Linked DNA regions of Homo sapiens: region 2 is linked to region 1. A link is a loop called in an ENCODE intact Hi-C map of the cell type or tissue named here. Cell type or tissue: mammary epithelial cell. All regions are shown on one strand. Each heading gives the region's core, and the rest is flanking DNA. Links, peaks and the distances in the headings are about the cores only.

Evidence for each region. A loop is a pair of places that touch in the nucleus more often than their neighbours do. Peaks named below come from ENCODE experiments on the same cell type or tissue, not always from the same donor. Only the 100,000 strongest peaks of a DNase experiment are listed, where the experiment ranks them.
Region 2: a loop joins it to region 1, with 4 times the contacts of the local background. A loop is called at or near these places in 2 of 110 quality-filtered maps.

What each region holds. Positions count from the first base shown.
Region 1 is chr9:4,743,527-4,760,672 of GRCh38, forward strand. No RefSeq gene overlaps it. Among named protein-coding and RNA genes, the nearest start is that of AK3, 11 kb to the left of the region's middle. In mammary epithelial cell, for the core only: a CTCF peak has its summit at 6,695 (motif pointing right); no DNase peak of the experiment used is centred there.
Region 2 is chr9:4,506,336-4,514,335 of GRCh38, forward strand. The region is part of intron 1 of SLC1A1 (solute carrier family 1 member 1); the gene reads left to right. Among named protein-coding and RNA genes, the nearest start is that of SLC1A1, 20 kb to the left of the region's middle. RefSeq lists an enhancer at 420-479. In mammary epithelial cell, for the core only: no CTCF peak of the experiment used is centred there; DNase peaks (open chromatin) are centred at 2,316 and 3,066.

The DNA.
Region 1 (17,146 bases), core at 3,313-11,312:
TTAGAAAAAAAAAATGTTCAAACAAACAAAAATAGCTGAGGAATCATCCTGTCATTGCGGGGATGAAAAGCTGAGTGTCGTGGTCATATTAACAGGCCCGCAAAACACCAATCAACTTTGGCTTTGCAAAAGGTTGTTGATTACAAATGAGTAACTGCCAGTCTGTGAAATCTCCTGGCAACTGTGCCTGGCATAGTCTTTTCGCCATTCACAGGCCTTTGTATGGATCTGTTCCTCACTGCCTACCTTGTTCCAACTGAAAAACACTGAGGTCAAATTCATTCAAATTCTAATTTAATGACCAAGTGTTTATACAGATTAGTTTGAAGCAAATAAAGCCCAGATGAGTGCTTTGCACATAGTAGGCACTCAGTAGGGTTTTGTTGATTAAATACTAAGAATTACTGTTTTGTCACTTTTGTTTGTTTGTTTTTGAGACGGAGTCTCTCTGTCACCCAGGCTGGTGCAGTGGCGAGATATTGGCTCACTGCAACCTCTGCCTCCTGGATTCAAGAGATTCTCTTGCTTCAGCCTCCCAAGTAACTGGGACTACAGGCCTGCACCACCATGCCCCGCTAATTTTTGTATTTTTAGTAGCGGTTTTGCCATTTTGGCCAGGCTGGTCTTGAACTCCTGACCTCAAATGATCCTCCTGCTTTGGCCTGCCAAAGTTCTGGGATTACAGGCATGAGCCACCATGCCCGGCCTTTGTCACATTTGAAGACTGAAATGTTTAAGTCTTCAATGTACAACTCTACAATGTACAACTGAGGGGGAAATGATAGGCATGTGTCATGGGTTGAATTGTATTCCCCCAGGAGATATATTGAAGTCCTAATCCCCAGTACCTCAGAAGATGACCTTACTTACACATAGGGTCTTTGCAGACATAAGTAGTTAAGATCAGGTCATAGTGGAAGATGGTCAGCTCTTAATCCAATATGACCTGAAAACATAGCAGGAGAATGCCATGTGACGATGGAAGCAGATATTGGGCTTATACAGCTACAAGCCGAGGAACACCAAAGATTGCTAGGGACACTAGAAGCCAAGAGAAAGACACAAAGCTGATTCTCCCCTAGGATCCTTGGGAGAGAATAACCCTGCCCTTACCTTGGCTATGAATTGTAGTCACTAGAACTGTGAGAGAATAACTTTCTATTGTTTCAAGCCCCCTAGTTTGTGGTAATTTGTTACTGTAGCTCTAGGGAACTAATACAGCTTGTTTCCAAGAAACATGTATATGTGTTTGTATGTTGCTTCACACTATGTGTTACCTAGGTGAGAACAAAAGAATAGGAGGGTTCATGTTTGAGAAATAATTACTAGGATTGTAGTGATTGTAGTAAGACAAAGAGAAGGAAGGTACATCAGTTATCCACTACTATAAAAATCCACTCCAGGCCAGGTGTGGTGGCTCACACCTGTAATCCCAGCACTTTGGGAGGCCAAGACGGGAGGATCACTAGAGTCCAGGAGTTTGAGACCAGCCTAGGCAACATAATGACACCCCCTCCTCTACAAAAAAAAAAAAAAAAAAGAAGAAGAAGAAGAACATTAGCCAGTGTGGTGGTGTGCACCTGTGGTCCCAACTATTTGGGAAGCTGAGGTGGGAGGATTGCTTGAGCCTGGAAGGTTGAGGCTGTAGTGAGCTGTGATCACACCACTGTACTCCAGCCTGGGCAACAGAGCAAGACCCTGTCTCAATAAATAAATGAATATCCTGGCCGGATGTGTTGGCTCACACCTGTAATCCCAGCACTTTGGGAAGCCAAGATGAGCGGATCACTTAAGGTCAGGAATTCGAGACCAGCCTGGCCAACATGGTGAAACCCCCATCTCTACTAAAAATACAAAAAATAGCTGGGTGGGATGGCATGTGCCTGTAGTCCCAGCTACTTGGGAAGCTGAGGCATAAGAATCACTTGAACACTTGAACCCGGGAGGCAGAGGTTGCAGTGAGCCAAGATCACGCCATTGCACTGCAGCCTGGGTGACAGAGTGAGACTCTGTCTCAATAAACAAACAAACAAACAAACAAAAATTAGCTAGGCGTGGTGGTGCACACCTGTAATCCCAACTACTCAAGAAGCCGTGGCAGGAAAATCACTTGAACCCGGGAAATGGAGGTTGCAGTGAGCCGAGATCGCACCATTGCACTCCAGCCTGGGTGATAGAGTGAGACTCTGTCTCGAAAATAAATAAATAAATAAAATATCTGGGGGAAGAATGTTCTAGAGAGAAAAAGAACAAACGCAAAGCCCCTGAGGGAGGAGCGTGCTTGAGTTTCCAAAGAAGCCATTCTGCCTGGAACAGAGAGAGCAAGAAATGAAAGTTATTCAACAAGAAAGCTCAGGGAGGTAGTGAGGGTCCAGACCTTACAGGGCCTAACAAACCACTGTGGCAAATGGTATTGTCTGAAGATGGCCACGACGCCCACTCCCAGTCCATGAGCTTATCTTCGACACTTCTCCCATCAAGAGGTGAGGTCCCTGTCCCCTCCACCTTTAACTGAATAGGCTTCTGTGACTGTTTTGACCAATTGAGCATGGTGGAAGTGATATTATGTGACTTCCAAGGCTAAGTCATAAAAGACAAAGCAGCTTCTGATTTGTTCACCAGGACACTCATTTTGGAAGCCTATAGCTGCCACATGGGGAATCTGACTGCCCTGAGGCCAACAGGCTGTAAGGAAGTCCAGATTAGCCCACATGGAGAAACCACTTAGGAACGTCCTGAGATGACATGGAGAGAGTAGTGCTTTATTCCCTGGGTGTCCCAACTCTAGCCATCTAACTGCACTTGCGTGAGACACCTCAAGCCAAAACTATCCAGCTGAGCCCTTCCTAAGTTCCTGAACCACAGAAGCCATGGGAGAAAATAAAGTGATCATGGTGGTTTTAAGTAATAATGCAAGTGAGAGAGGATGATGACTTAAGCTTGCATGGTATAGGTGATGAGAGCTAGTTGGATTCTGAATACAAATATTCATTTCCTAGAAATAATCTCAAACTTATAGAAAAGTTGCAAATACAGTACAAAGATTCTTTTTTTCTGAGCCATTTGAGATGCCCCATCATTCTTGAATACTTTCATGTATGTTTCCTACAATGACATTTTTGCATAACCACACTATAACTTTTAAAATAAGAAAAAAATCACATGACTAACATTTAATCAGACCTTATTCAGTTTTCCCCAAATGTTCCACTAATGTTCTTTATAACAGAAGTTATGAAATCATACAGTAAATTTTAGTTGTGTGATTTTCAAGATCACACATTGCATTCAGTTTCCATGTCTTTATTCTCTTTCAGTTCTCTTTCAATCTGGAGTAATTCCGTAGTCTTTCCTTGACTTTTATGACTTTGACACTCTTTGTTCATTGTTTTGTTTTCTTTTTTAACTTCCCATACTATGCCAGTGTAATGACCTTGACACTCTTGAAGATTATGGGAAGGTTATGTTGTAGAACACCCTCTCTTTGAGTTTATCTGATGTTCTCTCATGATTCTATTCAGCTTATTCATCTTTGGTAGATAATATTACAGAAGTAGTGCTGTGATTTTGTTATGTTCTATCAGATGGCATATGATTTTAATGTGTTGCATTATTGATGATGCTAACTTTGATCACCCAGTTAAGGTGGTGTCTGCAGGATCTCTCCACTATGAAATTACTCTTTTTCCATTTGTAATTAACAAGTATTCTAGGCCCGGCACGGTGGCTCACGCCTATAATCCCAGCACTTTGGGAGGCTGAGGAGGGAGGATTGCTTGAGCTCAGGAGTTTAAGACCAGCTGGGCAACAATTCAAAAAAAATTAGCTGGGCATGGTGGCCCAGCCTATATTCTTAGCCTCTCAGGGAGTGGGTTGAGTGGGGTGCTGAGGTGGGAAGATCACTTGAGCCCAGGAGGTGGAGGCTGCAGGGAGCTATGATCGTACCACTGCACTAGAGCCTGGGCAACGGTGTGAGACCCTGTCTTTAAAAAAAAAAAAAGTATTCTGTAAGAGGGTAGTTGAAGTTCAGACTTTGTAAATACCTTATCTTTCATCAAACTTTTAATTTACTCACTATCTTACATTTATTTATATGGTTTCTTATTTTATTAAATTGGTTGTAAGCCATTGTCATTATTATTTATTTTGATGTTCAAATCATTTAAGATTTGGCTAATGGAATCTCCTTCGTGTTAGCTAGCATCTGTGTCCTTTTGGCATGTCCCCATTACTCTTTGTGCACTTCTTTACTTTCTGGCATAAGAAGGTCCAGGTTCATCTTGGACTTCCTAGACCCAGCAACACATTGAAATGGCTGAGATCAACCATTTCTCCAAGAATCCCTGGTTTCCTTTAGTGGAATATGGAATTTAGAAACTGAGGCCCGTGCATTCAGTGTGCTCATTACTATTAATGTGTTGCTGCTTTAAGGCCCTCTCAGAGGACAGGGCTAAGGAATATGTAAATATGTTTGTATTCATTTACACACACGTTTACATCTACATTTATTTCTATGTTTATCTATGTATTACTGAAGCCATGAGTTTACATTGATACCTTCATTTCTGATCTAATATTCTAGGATTTATTTTCATTTTTTCCCTTCCATCCTTCACTACAATCCTAGTCTTGTCTTCTCCTCATATATTGAAGCCACCAATTTTTATTTTATTTTATTTTATTTTTTAGAGACAGAGTCTTACTCTGTCACCCAGGCTGGAGAGCAGTGGCATGATCATACCTCACTGCAGCCTCAACCTCCTGGGCTCAATTGATCCTACTGCTTCAGCCTCCCAAGTAGCTGGAACTACAGGCACATGCCATCACTCCCCACTAATTTTTATTTATTTATTTATTTTTAATTTTTTTTAGTAGAGACAAGATCTTGCTATGTTGGCCAGGTTGGTCTCAAATACCTGGGCTCCAGGGATCCTCCCACCTCAGCCTCTAAAATATTGGGATTACAGGTGTGAACCACTACATTCAGTCTTCTTTTATTCTTATCTACCTAACACAGAGTAACACATTGCTTCTGGATTTTGAGTTAGTGTCTCTAACAGACTCTCATGTCCTTCATGTATCCACATTTATGATCAGTCACTCTGTGTATACCCAACCTTCTATCACCACTGCCTACCCTTTCTCCATGCAGATGTCCTCCTCACCCCACTTGGGTTACAGAATTCCATGCCGACAATTCATCAGCCCGATATATGGACGCTGTTATCTGGCTGGGGCTCTGACACTCTATGCTGGACCAGACCACGCCCTCCAAAGACATCCTTCTCACCACTTCTGGGCTCTGACATCACAGGCCAGGCTGCTTATGACTATGAGCATTCTACTCACTCTGTGCAGACTCCAAAACCCTGAGCCACACTGTACTGCCGTCTACATGGAGAAATCTTCCTCACTCCACTCAGACTCTGGCACTTGTGCTGGGCAGCTCTCCTCTGCAGATGCCCTCTTCTTGCATATAGTTTAAATGTAGACCCAACGTGAGTCCCTGGTGGATTCGATGGATTAAAGTGAGGGAAAAAAAGAGATTTCTCCTGAGCTACTGGGAGAATAGAATTGTCATTAGCTGAGATTGGGAAGACTATAAGAGAAACAGGTTGGGTGAAAATATTAGAGTTGTTTTGGAATAAGTTAACTTCGAGATACCTGTTGGACATCCAGGCAGAGAAAATAAGGAAGGAGGCAGATGTATAAATTTTGACCACAGGGTAGAGGTCCAGGCTGGAGACATAAATTTGAGAGTTGTCAATATGTTTAAATTTTTGAGATGGTACAAGCTCACTAGGGAGCAACTTTAGATAGAGAGGAGAGGTCTGAAATCTGAGTTCTGAGGTTGTCTAACATTTTGAGGTTGGAAGATATGGAAGAAACATTGAAAAAACCTGAAAGAGAGGGAGAGGCCAATTAAGAAGAAAATTGGGTGAGTATGGTGTCGTGGAAGTCAATTGAAGAATGTGTTTCAAGAAGAATATGATGAAATGAGTCAAATTCTGCTGATAGGTAGGACTGAGAACTGATTGAAAATTATTTCTAGGCTGGGCACAGTGGCTCACGCCTGTAACCCCAGTACTTTGGGAGGCCGAAGTGGGCAGATCAGAAGGTCAGGAGTTTGAGACCAGCCTGGCCAGCATGGTGAAACCCTGTCTCCACTAAAAATACAAAAAATTAGCCAGGCATGGTGGCGCCTGCCTGTAGTCCCAGCTACTCAGGAGGCTGGGGCAGGAGAATCGCTTGAACCTGGCAGGTGGAGGTTGCAGTGAGCTGAGATCGTGCCACTCTACTCCAACCTGGGTGACAGAATGAGACTGTCTCAAAAAAAAAAAAAAAAAAAGGAAAAAGAGAAAAAAGAAAATTACTTCTAGTTGTCAAAAAAAACCCCTTATGAAATAAATTACATTTCATTTACAATTTATAGATTTAAAAAATGAGGATAATTTTGCCCCAAATTCCATAACTATTCAGCAGCTAAATTAGTGATTTCAAATTGTACTGGATGCATATAGGAAATGCTTTCTCTGAGGAGAAACTTCTGGGAGTAGAATTCAAATTATCCAGACAAGGATATTAGAGAAAAAAGAAAGATAAGGTCTAGACAAAAGTCAAGGAACAGAACAGAGAAGGTGGAACTCAGATACTACAATGTCATATTGTTTAACACTTTGCAAAAGAAACAGAAGAGGGCGCCTTAGAGCTAAGACAATTTTATTAGGACGTTCACTTGGAAAGATAAATAAGAATATCTGAGAAAGCCCTAAGAAAGACGGACAATGAGGAAGCCTGTACCATAAGAAAATAATATTGACACATATTTTAGTTTATTCTATGTCCTCCTCACCCCACTTGGGTTACAGAATTCCATACCGACCACTCATCAGCCTGATATATGGACACTCTTATCTGGCTGGGGCTCTGATACTCTATGCTGGACCAGACCACCCCCTCCACAGACATCCTTCTCACCACTTCTGGGCTCTGACATCACAGGCCAGGCTGCTTATCGCTATGAGCATTCTACTCACTCTGTGCAGACTCCAAAACCCTGAGCCACACTGTACTGCCGTCTACATGGAGACATCTTCCTCACTCCACTCAGACTGGCACTTGTGCCGGGCAGCTGTCCTCTGCGGATGCCCTCTTCTTGCATATATTTTAAATGTAGACCCAACATGAGTCCCTGGTGGATTCTGTGCTGCTATAACAAAATATTGAGACTGGATAACTTATAATGAAAAAGAAACATATTGGCTCACAGTTCTGGTGGCTGAGAAGTCCAAGATCAGGTGCTAGCATCTGGTGGGAGAGAGAGAGAGAGGGAGAGAGAGACAAAGAGACCATGCCTGAAAGCCCCTTTATTAAGGCACTAAACCCACTCAGGAGGGTGGAGCCCCATGGGCCAAATACTTAACCAAAGATCCCACCTCCCAACACTGTCTCAATGGCATAAATTTCAACGTAAGTTTTGATGGGGACAAATGTTCAAACCCATGGCAGCACATGAATAAAACAGAATAGAAAAGCCAAAAATTTTAAAAAATAAGAAAACCCAAAAATAAACTTAATGACATCTGGAAGTCTAATAAGTGGTAAATATGCCATCTCAAATCAATAGAGAAAAAGAAGACCTTCTTAATAAATAGTCCTGTCATAAATGGGTAGCCAGTGGAAGAAGATACAATCTGTCTTAGTCTGTTTTCCGTTGCTATAACAGAATACCTCAGACTGAGTAATTTATAAAGAAAATAAGCTTACTTAGCTCGTGATTCTGGGGGCTGGGAAGTCCAAGAGCAGGGTGCCAGCATCTGGTAAGGGCCTTCCTACTACATCATAATATGACAGAGTGCATCACATGGCAAGAGAGCAAGAGCATGTCAACCTCTCAGGTCTCTGGTCTTCTTATAAAGCCACCAGTCCCATTATGGAGGCCCTACCCTGATGACTTTATCTAATCCTAATTATCTCCCAAAGGCCCCACATCCAAATGCCACCAATCTATAAATTTGGGAGTTACATTTCCAACACATGAAATTAGGAGGACATGTTCAAACAAGAGCACCATCATATCTGTTTTTCCACTTAAGATAAATTCCAATGGATCAAATATCTAATTTTTTGAAAGAAGTAAAGCTATATAAATACTAGAAGAAAATATGATGAAAATTTTCTATAATCAAGAAATTGGAAACACTTTTCTAACTCTAACTCAAAATCCAGATGCAATACAGGAAAAGACCAAAATTGGAGGTATACAAAACAACAATAACATTTTTGCATAGCAAAAGACATCATAAGCAAAATTAAAAGATAAATGACAAACCGGGAATATGATTTCCAATTTATGTCATAGACAATGGGTTAATGTCCAGTAATGTGTTCTTCCCGGGAGTGGGGGTCAGGAGGATGTTATCGCATTTGCCAATTTCCATAGAGTAAATACTCCACCATAGCCAGTGTTAACTTGCCAATGTAATATCAGCTGCACTAATGCTACATCAGCGGGACTGCAAAATTCCTAAAAATTTAACAGTCAGCACTTGCAAGCTGGCACTAGCCAGCTTTAGCACACTGCTGCAAATATTCCTAATATATGATGGGCTTCTAAAGATGGAGAAGGGAAGGAAACCCATCCTATGGAAGATAGGCAAGAGATACAAACACTTTGCAGTTCACACACACACACAAAATGAAAATAAAGGACCTTTAAATATATGAAAATGTTGAATCGTACTACCCGTAAAATAAATGCAAATTTAAACTAAAATGAGATGCCATTTTTCAACTATCAGATTGGGAGAAAATCTCAAAGTTCAACAATATAATGTGTTTACCAGGCGGTGAGGAAAGAGGCACTCATATTTTGCTGGTGGGAATGCAAAAAATGGTACCATCCATGAGGAGGGTGTCAGCCTTAAGAATGAAACTGAGGTAAAATTAGTATAAATCAAAAGTGTATTTGGGCCAAATTCGAGTACTTTAATTTCGGAAATGTATGTTCAAGTTGCCCTGAAATATATGCTCCAATTAGCAGCAGTTACAAGTGGGTTTCCAAAGGAAAAAATGGGGTGGTTCCTAAATTGAACATGAGCTATTGGTTGGCTATACATTATTCTTTATATCACTAATCCCAAGAACATGAATATAATGGGTGAAGGCCACATAGTGCAATTTATGATAGCATTTTAGGTAATTTATCAGCTAGTCTGGAAACTACAAGGAAGGAAAGAAAAAACTAAATGCCATTAACCAGGCTGGGTGCAGTGGCTTATGCCTGTAATCCCAGCACTTTGGGAGTGTGAGGCGGGTGGATCACTTGAAGCCAGGACTTTGAGAACCAGCCTGGCCAACAAGGTGAAACCCCATCTCTACGAAAGAATACAAAAATTAGCCAGGTGTGGTGGTATGCACCTGTAATTACAGCTCCTCGGGAGTCTGAGGCACAAGAATTGCTTAAACCCAGAAGGCAGAGATTACAGTGAGCTGAGATGTCGTCACTGCACTCCAATCTGGGTGACAGAGCAATACTCTGTATCAAAAAAAAAAAAGAGAGAGAGAGAGAGAGGGAAGGAAAGAAAGAGAAAGGAAGAAAAAAAAGAAAGAAAGAAAGAAAAGAAAAGAAAAGAAAAGAAAAGAAAAGAAAAGAAAAAAGAAATTGCCTTTAAGCAGCTGCCCTGGTGAGGGAGAGGATGACACCTGGGAAAGGGGGCAGGCTGTGATTGAAGACTCATTCTTTTTTTTTTTTTTTTTTCTTTTCAAGACAGAGTCTCCCTGTGTCACCCAGGCTGGAGTGCACAGGTGCGATCTTGGCTCAGTGTAACCTCCGCCGCCCGGGTTCAAGCGATTCTCCTACCTCAGCCTCCAGAGTAGCTGGGATTACAGGCACCTGCCACCACGCCCGGCTAATTTTTTTATTTTTAGTGAAGACAGGGTTTCACCATGTTGGCCAGGCTAGTATTGAACTCCTGACCTCAGGTGATCCACCTGCCTTGGCCTCCCAAATTGCTGGGATTATAGGCATGAGCCACCATGCCTGGCCTGAAGACTCATTGTCATGTCTCTCTGGTCCTAATAAATTTTACATACGTCACATTCTTCAGACTGCTCTGAGCTACTTTTCTTTCTCAAGGGAAATTTGGCAAAATCTAGCAAAATTTTATATACCATTTACCAATTGATCCATCTATCTCAAAAATACAAAAAGACATATACATAAGATTATTCAGTGAGCACTACTTTTAATAGTAAGAGACTAGAAACATCCCCAAAGTTCATTCAGCACAGAATGATTGAATAAAACTGAGATTCATTAACATAGTAAAATACTGTGCACTTGTAGAACCCATAAGAAATATCTGTGGCATGACTGCCAGTGAAAAAAGTAGGGTGGCAAAAAATAAAGGTAATATCCTACCGTTTAACTAAAGGGAGAAGAGGATATGAATAGATCCTTATACTTACATTTTTTAAACCAGAAGAACAAGCCAGGCAAGGTGGCTCATGCCTGTAATTCCAGCATTTTGGGAGGCTGAGGTAGGTGGATCACCTGAGCTCACGAGTTGGAGACCAGCCTGGGTGGCATGGTGAAACCCCATCTCTACCAAAAATACAAAAATTAGCCGGGCATGGTGGTGTGCATCTGTAGTCCCAGCTACTCAAGAGGGTGAAGTGGGAGGATGGTTTGAGCCTGGGAGGCAGAGAAATAGAAAAATAAAATGAAAATGAACAACAAAAAACCCTGACTACCAGGCTGGGCGTGGTGGCTCACGCCTGTAATCCCAGCACTTTGGGAGGCCAAGGCAAGCGGATCACCTGAGAGTTTAAGACCAGCTTGACCAACATTGAGAAACCCTGTCTCTACTAAAAACACAAAAGTAGCTGGGCATGGTGGCACATGCCTGTAATTCCAGCTACTCAGGAGGCTGAGGCAGGAGAATAGCTTGAACCCAGGAGGTGGAGGTTGCAGTGAGCAGAGATCGCACCATTACACTCCAGCCTGGGCAACAAGAGCAAAACTCCATCTCAAAAAACAAAACAAACAAACAAAAAAACCTTGATTACCTCTAGGAGGAGAAGGGAATAGAGAGCTGAGGCACAGGGATGGAGGCCATGTGTCTCTGAAGATTTCACTTTGTTAATTGTGCAACAAGGTTTCCTTCCTTCCTTTCTTCCTTCCTTCCTCTCTCTCTTCTTCTTTCTCTGTTTCTCTTTCTTTCTTTCTCTCTCTCTCTTTCTCTCTTTTTCTCTTTCTTTCCCTTCCTCCCTCCCTTCCTTTCTTTTTCTTTTTTTCTTTTTTTTTTTTTTTGAGACAAGATCTCACTCTGTCACCTAGGCTGGAGTGCAGTAGTGCAATCTTGGCTCACTGCAACCTCCACTTCCTGGGCTCAAGTGATCCCCCCCACCTCAGCTTCCCGAGTAGCTGGGACTACAGGTACGCACCATCATGCCCGGCTAATTTTTGTATATTCTGTAGAGAAGGAGTCTCGCTATGTTGCTTAGGCTGGTCCCAAACTCCTAAGCTCAAGCAATCCACCCGCCTTGGCCTCCCAAAGTGCTGTGATTACAGGTATGAGCCACCTCGTCAGGCCCATTTTCTAAAACATTTAAAAAAGCAACTCCTGAAAGTCAAAGGCAAAATAAAACAAATGAAACTGGTTGTGTAATGACCAGTTCTATTTTTATAAATTGTGACTGCTCTCTGATTAGCTCATAGAAATCTAAGTACAGGTAGTGGCTTCCTTTGTAATGGAGGTAACCCATGTTCTGAAGTTTTTTCTCTTGGAATTTTCTACAAATCTCACATATCTATTTTTGGCATTCCTGACAGATGTCAGATACCGTAACCTTGGCCATAAAGCATACTTCCTTGGTTAGTTTCTCTTAGCCTGAGGCATTGCTTGTCCTCTGATACAAAACTTCCCCCACCATAGCACTGACTTCCCTCCAGAAATGAGACATCACGTTATCCTATTAATGCCCCATTAATTCACAGGCTGTGGCCCATACAGGGCATTTCTATCCCAGATCCCACGTATAATGTGTTAACAGAAAAAAAAAACAAGCTGTAAAATGTTTTAAAGAGGTTTAATCTGAACCAATATGTGTGACCATGGCCCCTGGAAACACAGCCGCAAAGCAGTCCTGAGGAAGTGAGCCCAAGGTAGTTGGTGACAGTTTGGTTTTAGACATTTCAAGGAGACAGGGATTACAGGTAAAGACAAACCAATACATGGAAGATATATATTGGTTTGGCCTGAAAAGGTGAGATATCTTGAAGCAGGAGCTTACAGGTCATAGGCGGACTCAGATATTCTTTAATTTGCAATTGGGCTGGGTACAGCGGCTCATGCCTATAATCCCAGTACTTTGGGAGGCCAAAGCAGGAGGATGGCTTGAGCTCAGGAGTTCAAGACCAGCCTGGGCAATCTAGTGAGACTCCATCTCTACAAAAAATTTAAAAATTAGATTAGTGTGGTGACATGTGCCTGTAGTCCCAGCTACTCAGGAGGCTGAAATGGGAGGATCACTTGAGCCTAGGAGGTCAAGGCTGCAGTGATCACACCACTGCACTCTAGCCTAGGTAATGAAGTGACCCCTGTCTCAAAAAAAAGAAAAAAAAAAGAAAAAGAAAAATTGGAATTGGTTAAAGGAGTAAAGGTTTGTCTAAAAATTTGAAGTCCACAGAAAGGAACATTTAAGTCAAGAAAGTCTGGGTCAGAGTGACCTGCAGGGGTTTGTGACTTAACCCTTGTCGGGCATAGCCTCAGGTCCTGTTTATAATTTGGTATCTTATTTTCACAAAGAGTCCCTCTTGTTAAGTTTCATGATCTCTATTTTAACATGAATGCTGCGCATTTGTTGTGTCTAAACTGTAAAAGCGAGGGAGTATAATGAGGCGCGCCTGACCTCCCATCCCATCATGGCCAGGGACTCAGTTTTTCAGATTTCTCTTGGCCAAGAAAGAGTCCAATCCGTCAGCTGGGAAGCTTAGGATTTTATTTTTGGTTTACAAAGGTAATCATTTACTCCCATGAGGGTAATCGTCCTCCTTGAAATTCAAGAGTTTCCTGGATCACAGGATCTGCAGTTACACACAGCTGAGTTTGACTTTCACAGGCTGAGAGACCTTGAGCAAAATCATTAACCTCTTTTAGCTTCACCAGCCTGCCTCTATGAAACAGGGGAAGGATAATACCTGCCCTATGGGGTTGTTGCAAGATTTAAATAAGATTATATATGTGTCAAAGGACAAAATTACAGCAAATTTAAAGAGCTCACCTGGTTTTAATTGTGATTCTAGAGTCGGACAACACTTCATTCTGTAAAACAGAATAAGTGTTCTAGGAGCTGAGAAAGGGCTGAATTACAGACAGGGAAAGGTGAAGAAAGCAGAGGCAAAGAACGGTGTGTATCAGGCATTGCAAAGCTGCTTTCCTGTGAGGAGGAGACAGAACAATAGAAAAATAACTGATGAGCTAACATCAGGTTACTGCAGGCTACTTCTTTTAGGTAGGAATTAAAGCAGAAGGCACTTCATTATCCTGCCAATTGAAGATTGGCCTATTTGGAAAATTGGCTATTATCTCTTTCTTCGGATTTCTAGGAAGGTCAGATAACAATTTAGTTTGGGTTTGGTGACATGGATGTGGAAATTCTTTTTAGTCTGGTCTGCTGGGGCCTAGTGCAGAAACTTAGTCTAAAACAGTGACCTCTTATAATTTTTATGTCGCATATGTAAAATGCTAGGTATATACTGGTTGCTCCCTCTCTTTTTTTGCTCTGCTTATCTTTTCTTCTCTCCTTCCTTCCCACCATCTTTTCAATGTAGTGACAAGTGTTATTAAAAAAAAAAACAAAGCAAAGGATAATGTAAATCTGCAGACAAAAAAAAAAAACAGTGTCTCTTTTCAGTCAATATTTGCAACTTCCACCTCATTAAATATTCTCTCACAGTAGAATAAGGTGGCAAAGAAATGAAGTGCAAATTAGCCTAAGGTAGCTGAGTCCTCATCCTGGTTTCATCACTAATTAGTTCTACAGACCCTGGCAAGCACTTGACCTTTCTGATCCACGCTTGTCTCAATAGCATAATGAAGATCATGCCTGTCTCAGAGGGACAGTGAGGCTCCTGTTGTTGGCATGCCTTATCATTATGTAAATGGAGGGCCTTGTATACAAATAATCTCTTCAGACAAATTGTGTAATATGACATTGAAATTATCCTTCTCTTTACCTCTATCCCCCATCTTTGGCTCCAGTTTTTAAAGACTGCTATTAAAAGACAAATACATTAGCACATTAAGATATTGTCACCTAGCAATAACTTTTTAAAAGTTAATTAATCATATTAGTCACAGCAGACAGCAGAGCCACTATGCTTTGGGCACAGGGAGGTTGGGATTTGGATGGGATGGGAAAGGAATCCAGAATAATCTGGCTCTTGGCTCATGATGCTCTCAAAGAAAACTCCTGTACAGAAAGTGGGGGAAGGAGCCTCCAGACAAACCCTGCCCTCTTTGCAGTTTTGCTTCAGGCTTGTAATTCACTTTTCCTGAGAATGGCATGGAATTTGTGGATAAGCAGGTGAAAAACCATTCTTATCAAGTGTGGAGGGAAAAGAAAAGGTTTTGTTTGTTTGTTTGTTTGTTTTAAGACAGTCTTGCTCTGTCACCCCGCTCAGTGCAAACATGGCTCACTGCAGCCTCAACCTCCTGGGCTCAAGTGATCCTCTCACCTCAGTCTCTCCAGTACCTGGGACCACAGGTGCCTGATACCACACCCAGCTAATTTCTAATTTAGTAGCGGTGGGGTCTTGACATGTTGCCCAGGCTGGTCTCAAACTCCTGAGCTCAAACAATCTGCCTGCCTTGGCCTCCCAAAGTGTTGCGATTACAGGCGCAAGTCACTGATAAAAGATAAATTTTTAATCTGAGAAATATGAACCCCTTTACATTATCAGGCCCAGAGAGGCATTGGGATGTAACTGCAGTCACATCTCACTCCTTCTCGAGCTGAATAATGATCTCTTGAAGTCTCTTGCTATGAAGACTCTAGACTAACTGATGCCAATTAGCCATGAAATGCCATACACCCTATAGTTCAACAAAGTCTAGCCAATCACTAATCAGTGTTATTTCTGTAAGCCAATGAGAAATCCTAATGATCAATTTTGTAATTGCCCCCTCTCCTGATTCGTCTTATATTCTTTAAACATTCGAGGCTCTCTTTTTGTTCTTGGGAGCACTCTCCAAGGCAACTTGAAAGTGTGTCCCAGGCTGCAGTTCTCAACCTTGACCCCAATAAACTCTCTATATTAATTTCGCCTCAGCTTCTTCCTTTTAGGTCCACAGAAGCGTCAATTGGCCAGAAAAAAAAAAAAGAAAAGAAAACAAAAGAAAAAGAAAAGTAATAAACTCTGTTAGAAGCTAGGCTGGGCGCGGTGGCTCACGCCTGTAATCCCAGCACTTTGGGAGGCCGAGGCAGGTGGATCACCTGAGGTCGGAGTTCGAGACCAGCCTGGCCAACATGGTAAAACCCCATCTCTACTAAAAAATACAAAAAATAGTTGGGCGTGGTGGTGGACAGCTGTAATCCCAGCTACTCGGGATGCTGAGGAAGGAGAATCACTTGAACCCAGGAGGTGGAGGTTGTAGTGAGCCGAGATCGTGCCATTGCACTCCAGCCTGGGCAACAAGAGCGAAACTCAAAAAAAAAAAAATCATCTGGCCTAAATATCTTGGCTGGAGTCTCCTGCAGGAAAGACCCACTGTGACTAATGGAGTCCCGAAGTGGGCATAGAAGGTCATGGTTGAGAATTCTAAGCTGCTGTGAAGATGCCAGGCCCAGTTTTATGACTTCCCTCTGGTTCTATGCCACCCTCCCCTCAAGGTCCCCTCCCTGAGATGCCTGAGGCTCGGACCCCACCAGGGATGAAGGCTGCCGCCAGCGTGTGTTGCAGTTCCTGCGCCGCACAGAAGGGGGCGCCATTCCTGCATTATTTCTCCCGACCTAACTCCGGTAACGCAGCTCCTAGTTGTAGGGCCTATCTTATATTCGTTTTACAGTGTTTATTTTTTTTCTTTTTTCTTTTCTTCTTTTCTTTTCTTTTTTTTTTTTTGAGACGGAGTCTCTGTCACGCAGGCTGTAGTGCAGTGGCGCGATGTCGGCTCACTGCCTTAGCCTCCCAAGTAGCTGGGATAACAGGTGCAGGCCACCACACCTGGCTAATTATTGTGTTTTTAGTAGGGACGGGGTTTCAACATGTTGGCCAGGCTGGTCTCGAACTCCTGACCTCAAGTGATCCACTCACCACCACCTCCCAAAGTGCTGGGATTACAGGCGTGAGCCATCGCTCCTGGCACATTTCACAGTTTCGAGAGCACTGTCTCATTTCACCCTTTAGACCAACCACGCAATGATTAAGGGCAGGCTCTATTATCCCTGTTCTACAGACAGAAAACAGAGACAGCCAGCTTAAGCGACAGTGTCAGACAATTCGGTAATTCGTTTGGTTCCTGACCAGTGCTTTTCCCACTCTGCTGTCCAGCATAAAACAGGGTTGTCAAGGACAACTGGGAAATGAACACAGACCCCAGAACTCCCTGACAAAAGGAGAGAAGACAGACTCCCTTATCCATGCCACACGATAGATGGCCTTGGGTACACTGCTTCTCTCGGGAGGTTTAGAAATCAAATTGAGTCTGCTCCTAGGTTCCAAACACAATTAAATTTAGCTTTGTTGGGTCATTCTGTGGTCAGGCTGTAAGTTCAGCTTGGTCAAGGGGAAGGAAGGGAATAAGCAGAAGCTGTGGGTTGGGCACCTGTCCTTTTGCCTACTCAGTGCCGCTCTTCTTGTGGACATAAAGACACCCATGTAACCCCTCATGGCTACAAGCTGGGAAAACTCTAAAATGATTGCTCTTTCAAAATTTTTTAACTGACAAATAAAAATTGTATATATTTATGGTGTCCCACATGATATTTGATATACGTCCACATTGTGGAATGGCAAAATCAATCTAATTAACATATACATTACCTCACATTTCTTTTTGTGTGTGGTGAGAACACTTAAAATCCACTCTCTTAGCAATTTTCTAGTATACAATACATTGTTACTAACTACAGTCTCCATGGA
Region 2 (8,000 bases), core at 1-8,000, 240 kb before region 1:
TGCTATATGGTTGTGTTTGGGCTTTGTGTACAGATGACTTTTGTTATTAAGTGGAAAAGGCCTGAAATATGCTGTTCTATGTTAAGTAAATTGATATAACCTAAGAAAAGATCTTGTTGCCAATTCAGAAACCATAACCTTAAATAGCATGCCTGGGTCTCCTCTGTATCTGGTTTAACATCTGCATTGAATATTGGTATTTTCCAATAATCTCCAACTAGCTTATTTATTTTGAAAAAAAAAAATAGAAATCTACGTCTACTTTTGCTTAAGTGGAAATACTTGAGTAATGCTTGGTTGCTTTTTTAACCTCAAGTCAGTAACTGTGAAAGACTGGACTTACTGCACCTAAGATCTAGAACCCTGAAGTTATCTAATTGGTGCTCATCACTGAGCTTGTGTAGGCTTCCTGAAGCCTATTCAGGGCCCTGTGTACTAGGGAAAAGGGTTGGCAGATCACAGTGTGTGGAGTATGCAGCCAGTAATTCTTTCTTAGATTCTCTCTCCCCTCTTAGAACCTCCCCTCATTTCCCAGGGAACATCTGTTTTCCATGAGGGCAGTACTAAGGGGGCTGAAGATTCCCACAGACATATAATAAAAGGTTCCAAGAGTAGGCTGGCGGCAGTGGCTCACGCCTGTAATCCCAGCACTTCGGGAGGCCGAGGTGTGTGAATCACTAGGTCAGGAAATGGAGACCATCCTGGATAACATGGTGAAACCCCCTCTCTATTAAAAATACAAAAAAAAATTAGCTGAGCGTGGTGGTGGGCACCTGTAGTCCCAGCCACTTGGGAGGTTGAGGCAGGAGAATGGCGTGAACCCGGGAGGTGGACCTTGCAAGTGAGCCAAAGTGGCGCCACTGCACTCCAGCCTGGGTGACACAGCAAGACTCTGTCTCAAAAAAGAAAAAAAAAAATAGATTCCAAGAGTAAACAAAATCCTCAAGTGTTACTGTGCAAAGATTATACTCACCATGTTTGATTTTTTTGGTCTCTGGTGGTCATCCCAGATGCATTCACAGTCATTTCTGGACCTTTAATGTAATCCACTGTTGTTATTAAATGAGCTGATCCACATGGAGTTACTTTTTGAAATCATGAAGTTCCTTATGAATGTTTGTTATTGTGTCTTAAATTCTTTAAATTCTTAAAATATGTCTTAACTCACTTAAAGATAAAAGTAAATGTTTCTGTGGTCCTTCTGGGAGTGGGGAAAGTTACAACTCCACAAATGTTAAGAGAGAAGGGTGAACAGTTAGCAGTCAGGCAGCATGGTTGGGAGTCATGAGGAAGAGCATTCAAGATGACACAAGTTTTGTAAGCAGACCTAAGGAACGGGCTGAAGAATGTTGTGGAGACCCAGGTACTTCGACTTAGCATTCTGAGTTCAGAGTTCGCCCAGGAGTTCCAGGCTTGTGGCAGGTTTAGAAAATCCAGGATGATCGGCCACCTTCTTTCTCCCAGAGGTCGATCTGATCTTAAGTTGTACCTGACTAAAACCTGCTGCAGGAGAGATGGTCAGATTTTATTTACACACAGGGAGATGGCTTCCTAAGATTGTGTAGTGAACCAAGAAGGTGTTTACAGGCATGTGAAACTGGCTATTGTAAAGAGGCAGTGATCTGGGACACGTGATGTTAGTTAAAGTGGAGGAAAAGGTGTACCCTTCAAGCAGAGGATTCCAGGGCCTCTCCAAACCGTACAAGTCTGAGCCAAGGGACAGAAATTCCATCAGTGGCTTGGAAGCCAAATATTTGCCCTGATACTGAGGAAGGGAAAGAGTGGAACGTGACCGTGGGATAGATAAAGGGTCTTCACAGGAATGCAAACAAGATGATAGGTAGAATCACCCATGAGATTAGCAAACAAATCACTTTAAGAGGAAAAAAGTAGAATAAAGAGAGTCAACCACAGGTAGAAAATGCAAGACTTTGGAATCCACAAGTCATAGATATGTATCTCGGGAAATAATCCAAGCACACATGCATGGTACTGATACACCTGTGGGAGAGTGAGAGTCTGGTTGTCCCGAGACTGATAGATTCACCCACCTGCTGGGCTCTAAGCCAGTTGGATATTTGCTCGAGAGACTAGATTCCTGTGGGCTGGTCCTAACTTTCCCAACTAAGCTCACCCTCACTTGAGCCCAAAGGACTCCTAAGACTCCATCCCCAGGAGGCATCCCCAGGTGAGGAGCTGGGCACTTGAATTGTCATGTGTACAGCACCATAGCCATTGTAAAAGGAGAACATCTCACAAGTCAGGAGTTACTGGAGAGACTGTTTATGACACACTTCTGGGTTCGATGGCCCTGAGACAATAAATTCATCCACATTCCTGTGGCCCAGTTTTCATGCTTTGCTCATGACATCCTCCCTCAGTGATTTTCTCCTGCCTTTCATAATCAGGTTTGATGAGCAAAGGTTAGAAAGTGCAGTGGCTTCCTGGGCATGTGCATTAAATAGCAATTAAAATGCAGTCCTGGTTCGGCTCAATGCAGCAGGTGTCAATCAAACACCTACAGTGTGTCAAGCTTGATGCCGGGGCGGTGGGGTACAGGAATGAGCAGACAAATGCTTCTGCCTTGGGAGCTTGAGATGAAAGGGAAGGAGAGCACGAATTAGACCTGTTTGAGGGGGTAATAGAAATTCAGATAAAACTGAGTAGGGTCCAGAGGAGAGATTCTTTCCACCTGAGAAGACAGCCTAGGAAAGGCTTTCTGGAGGAGGTGGCTTTTTAACTAGGCTTTAAGGGGTGGGTAGGAGTTTATTAGGCAGAGATAGTGGCAAAGGGCTTTCAAGGGAGGGCGATCTGTGTGAACAAGAGTGTGAAAGCAAAAAAGCATGTAAACAAAAAAGCATGGAGCATCTTTAAGAAATAGCAAGGAGTTTGCTGTGACTGGATCTGCTGGGATTGGGGGGTGAGAAGGACATGCAGGCCTGTATTGGTTAGGGACCTGGCAGGAAGCAGACTCAAAAGAGTTTCACTGAGCAGAATTGAATCAAGGGACTATTTATAGAGTTCAGCAGGGTAAAAGGAATCAGCAAGGGATGGTGAGGCACCCAGGGATGAATAACTGGGAAGCTATTAGCTCATCTAGGCCTGAACAGACAAGAGAGGGTGATGGGGTTTCCACAGTACAGTGAGGGCTGAGTTGTGGCAGGGAACCAAAAGGCAGGGCCTATGTGGCTGCAGAAGAACAGGGGAAGGGAGGGCGGGAGAAAATAAAAAAAAAAACCCAACCTCTGTCTCTTTCTACCATTAAGATCTACAGCTACTGCCTCTCATTTGCTAAACCCAGCCAAAACCAGAGGCAAGGAACCCTGGATCAGCCCTCCCAGTGCACAGAGCAGGACAAAGAAAGACAGAGGGTGAATCGGAGGGCAAATGGAGAGTGACTAGCACAGAGCCATATGGCATGAGGTGCCATGCTGAAAGGTTTTCTCGGGACATCAAGAAGTGTTGAAAAGATACAAAGTCTAGGAATGATGGCAGGGAAATTATTATTTATTTACTGAGATGGAATCTTGCTCTGTCCCCCAGGCTGGAGTGCAGTGGTATGATCTCAGCTCACTGCAACCTCTGCCTCCCAGGTTCAAGCAATTCTCTTGCCTCGGCCTTCCAAGTAGCTGGGATTACAGGCATGTGCCACCATGCCTGGCTAATTTTTTCATTTTTAGTAGAAATGGGGTTTTGCTGTGTTGGCCAGGCTGGTTTCAAACTCCTGACCTCAAGTGATCCGCCCACCTTGGCCTCCCAAAGTGCTGGGATTACAGGCATGAGCCACTACGCCCAGTCTATTTTGATAACATCTGGTGATACTGGTGGCTGTTGCTTAAGGGCATTATGGGAAATGAGAGGTAAGAATGGCTTCCACAGCCTCTAGCTATATACCAGCAGGACCATCTCCTGCTGTTCACACAAGCCTAGCCCTAGGCCTCTACATCTAGAAAGCATTGCCCGTGCATCTACCAGCCTTTCTTCCATGCAAGGAGGGCAAATGTGGCTGGCGGAGAAGGCACCTAGAATACCAGTGGCAGCTTCTCTGTCTCCCCACTATAATTTAGGACTCTTCTAATTGTAAGCAACAGAAAATCCAGTTCAAACAGGCTTAATCCAGAAAGGTGTAAGGAGGCGGGGGTGACATATAAAATTTATGGCTCAGATACCATAAGAGTCTAGAAACAGTACCTGGCTTCCAGTACAGGGGTTTAATATCATCTGGACCTGTTGTCTCCTTACATACAGTCTCTTTACACCTGTGTCATTTTCACTCCCAAGCAAGACTCTTCCCTGGTGTTGATACAGCTGCCAGCACAGGTCAAGGTTTCTTTTTCCCAGTTCCACACCCAGCAGGAGAGATAAAGTTTCTGATCCCTATTAGTTCAAACAAGACTCCATGGCCTTAGCCTTAGGCTAACTCAGCCCTGAGTCAGAGCTCCATTCCTCAATATAGTCTTGGGACCAAAGGAACATGGTGATCTGATTGGCTAGACCAGGGTCCCTCCCTCATCCTACCATGTTCCCCCAAGCTTCTGGACTACTTAGGGCTTCAGCTCCACCGTAAACAAATTGAGAGTTAGAAGGTATGCTGTTCACTGCAGGGACAAGGGATACTGTCCCTTAGCAAGAGCAACAGACCTGCCTTTTATCTGTTATGTTCTTGAGCTATTTCCTGAAAGCAATCAATACAACACTCATAAGTTAAATTTTATTGAATTCATAGTTACAAAAGCCAGGAAGTCGTTTAGTTATTAACCACATGGTTTGAAATTGATGGAATTGAGACAGAAATCACTTTAAAAACTGAGAGAGGGTGTCATAGTCTGTTCTGGCTGCTGTAACAACATCCCACAGACTACGTAGCTTATAAACAACAGACATTTATTTCTTATAGTTCTGGAGGCCAGGATGTCCAAGATCAAGGTGCCATTAGATTCCGTGTCTGCTGAGGGCCCACCTCCTGGCTCATGAATGATGCCTTCTAGCTGTTTCCTCACACAGTGGAAGTGGCAAGGCAGCTCTCTGGGACTCTTTCAAAAAGGCACTAATCCCATTCAGGAGGGCTCTCCCCTCACGACCTAATCACCTCTCAAGGGCCCCACCTTCTAACACCATCACATTGATGATTAGGTTTCAAAATATGAATTTGAAGGAGGACATACACATTCATACCATAGCAGAGGAGAAGAAAAATTAAGCATGTTTTGCCTTAAACTCTTAAGAATTCTACACACACACACACACACACACACACACACACACTACACTACACTACAGCTTATATTTAATGCTGAAAGTCTGAATGCTTTCCCCCTAAGAGCAGGAATAAGGCAAAGGTGTCCATTCTCACCATTTCTTTTGAATATCTCACTGGAAACCTGGGCCAGTGCAACAGGGCAAGAAAAAGAAATAAAAGGCATTTTGAAAAGAAAGAAACAAAACTGTCCCTATTCACAGATGGCATGATTTTCTACACAGGAAATCCCAAGAAATTACAAAATAAATTTTAAGACTAATAAGTGATTTTAGCAGGGCTGCAAGATACAAGGTTAACACACAAAAATCACTTGTTATTTCTATATGTTAACAATGTACAACTGAAAATGGAAATTTAAATACATTGTGTGACATAGCTCCAAAAGGTAAGGATTAGGTATGTAACAAAATATATATAGGATCTATACTCTGACAATTATAAAACACTGATGAAAGAAATCAATGAATGCCAAAGTAAATGGAGAGACATAAGTTGTTCATGGATTGGATGACTCAACATAGTAATGATGTCAGTTCTCCCATAATTGATGTATAGATTTAATGCAATTCTGATCTAAATCCCAGCAGGGATTTTTGTAGATATACCAGACAAGCTGATTCTAAAATTCATATGGAGGCAGGGTGCGGTGGCTCACACCTGTAATCCCAGCACTTTGGGAGGCTGAGGTGGGCAGATTGCTTGAGCTCAGGAATTGAACACCATCTTGGGCAACGTGGCAAAACTCTACAAAAAAATACAAAACTTAGCCAGGCATGGTGGCATGCGCCTGTAGTCCCAGCTACTTGGTAGGCTGAGGTGGGAGGATTGCTTGAGCCCGGGAGATTGAAGCTGCAGCGAGCCATGATCACGCCACTGCACTCAAGCCTGGGTGACAGAGTGAGATCCTGTCTCCAAAAAAAACAAACAACAAATAAAACTCATATGGAAAGATAAAGGCATTAGAAGAGCTAAAATAATTATGAAAAAGAAGAAAGTTGGAGGAATCATCCTATCTTATTTCAATATGGTTTTCAAGATATCAAGTGTAATATTGGTGAAAAGGTAGACATGGCAAAAACTGCAATTACTTTTGCACCAACCTAATAGATGAATGAAGCAGAACAGAGATTCCAGAAATAGACCCATAGAAATATGCCCAGTTGGTCTTTTTTATTTTTTTTTAAATTGAGACAGGGTCTCACTCTGTCTCCCAGGTTGGAGTGCAGCAGCATGATTGTAGCTCATTGCAGCCTTGAACTCCTGGGCTCAAGAAGTCCTCCTGCTTCAGACTCTCAAAGTGCTGAGATTGCAGGTGTGAGCCACTGTACCTGGCCCTCCAATTGATTTTTGACAAAGGTGCAAAAGCTATTCAAAGAGCAAAGGATAGTCTTTCCAACAAATGGTATTGGAACAACTAGACATCATATGCAGAAAAAAAAATGAACCTCAACCTAAAATCACATTACATTCAAAAATTAACTCCAAAAGGAAAAGAGTAAGATATAAGACTTTTAGAAGAAAACATAGGGGTAAAATCTACATGAGCTGGAGTTAGGCAAAGAGATCTAGATGCCAAAGCACAATTCATAAAAGAAAAAAATTGGTAAGTTGGACTTTAACAAATAAATCTCTTTCTCTCCAAAAGGCACTTAAGAGAATGAACAAACAAGCTACAGACTGGGAGAAAAGAATTGCAGATCATATATCCAACTTGTCTAAATTTGTATCCAGAATATATAGAGAAACTCTCAAAACTAAGTAATAAGAAAACAAATGATCAAACTTTAAAAATAGGCAAAACCTGAACAGACACTTCACCGAAGAGGGTATACTGATGGCAAATAAACACATGAAAAAATATTCAGCATCGTTGGCCGTTAGGGAAAAGTGAATTAAAACCACAATAAGATGCCAGTAAATACCTATTAGAGTGGCTAAAAAAAAATACAACACCAAGTGCTGATGAGGATGTGGAGCAACTGGTACTATTAAACACTGCTGATATGGGAATATAAAATGGTACAGCCACTCTAAAAAACAATTTGGCACTTTCTTATCACCTTAAATACAGCTTTATGATATGGCACAGCAGTCCCACTCCTGTGTATAGGTCCTAGAGAAAGGAAAACATGTTCACACAAAAATCTGTATGTGAGTGTTTATAGCAGCACTCTGCATAATCAATCAAAATGGGAGACGAGTCAAATATTCTTCAATAAGTAAATAAACTACTGTCTATCCATAAAACGTGATCTATTCAGCAAGAGAAAGGAACATACCATTGATACGTACAAAACTCAGATGAATCTTAGAGGCATTATAGTCAGTGAAAAAACCAGTCTCACAACTTACATAGAATATGATTCCATCTGCATGATAGCCTCAAAAAGACAAAACCATAGTGGTGGAAAACAGACTAGTGGTTGCTAGAGGTTAGGAATGGAGAAAGGTGTGACTAGAAAGATACAGCATGAGAGAGCTCTTTGGCGTGATGGAGCTGTTCTATATTCTAATTTTGATGGTGGCTATAAGAATTTTAACATGTTAACCATAGAACTGTACACTAAAATAGTCAATTTTATTGTATGATCAACACATGTACACACACATACAAACATGCCCTTAAGAGTCAGTTGGTGCATACATGTCCAGCATTTGCAAGAGAGGGTCTGTGTTTACTGGTGGGGAATTCCTGTTTTCTACTGAGTTCTCATCCCTGAAAAGAGCAAAACCTTGAGTG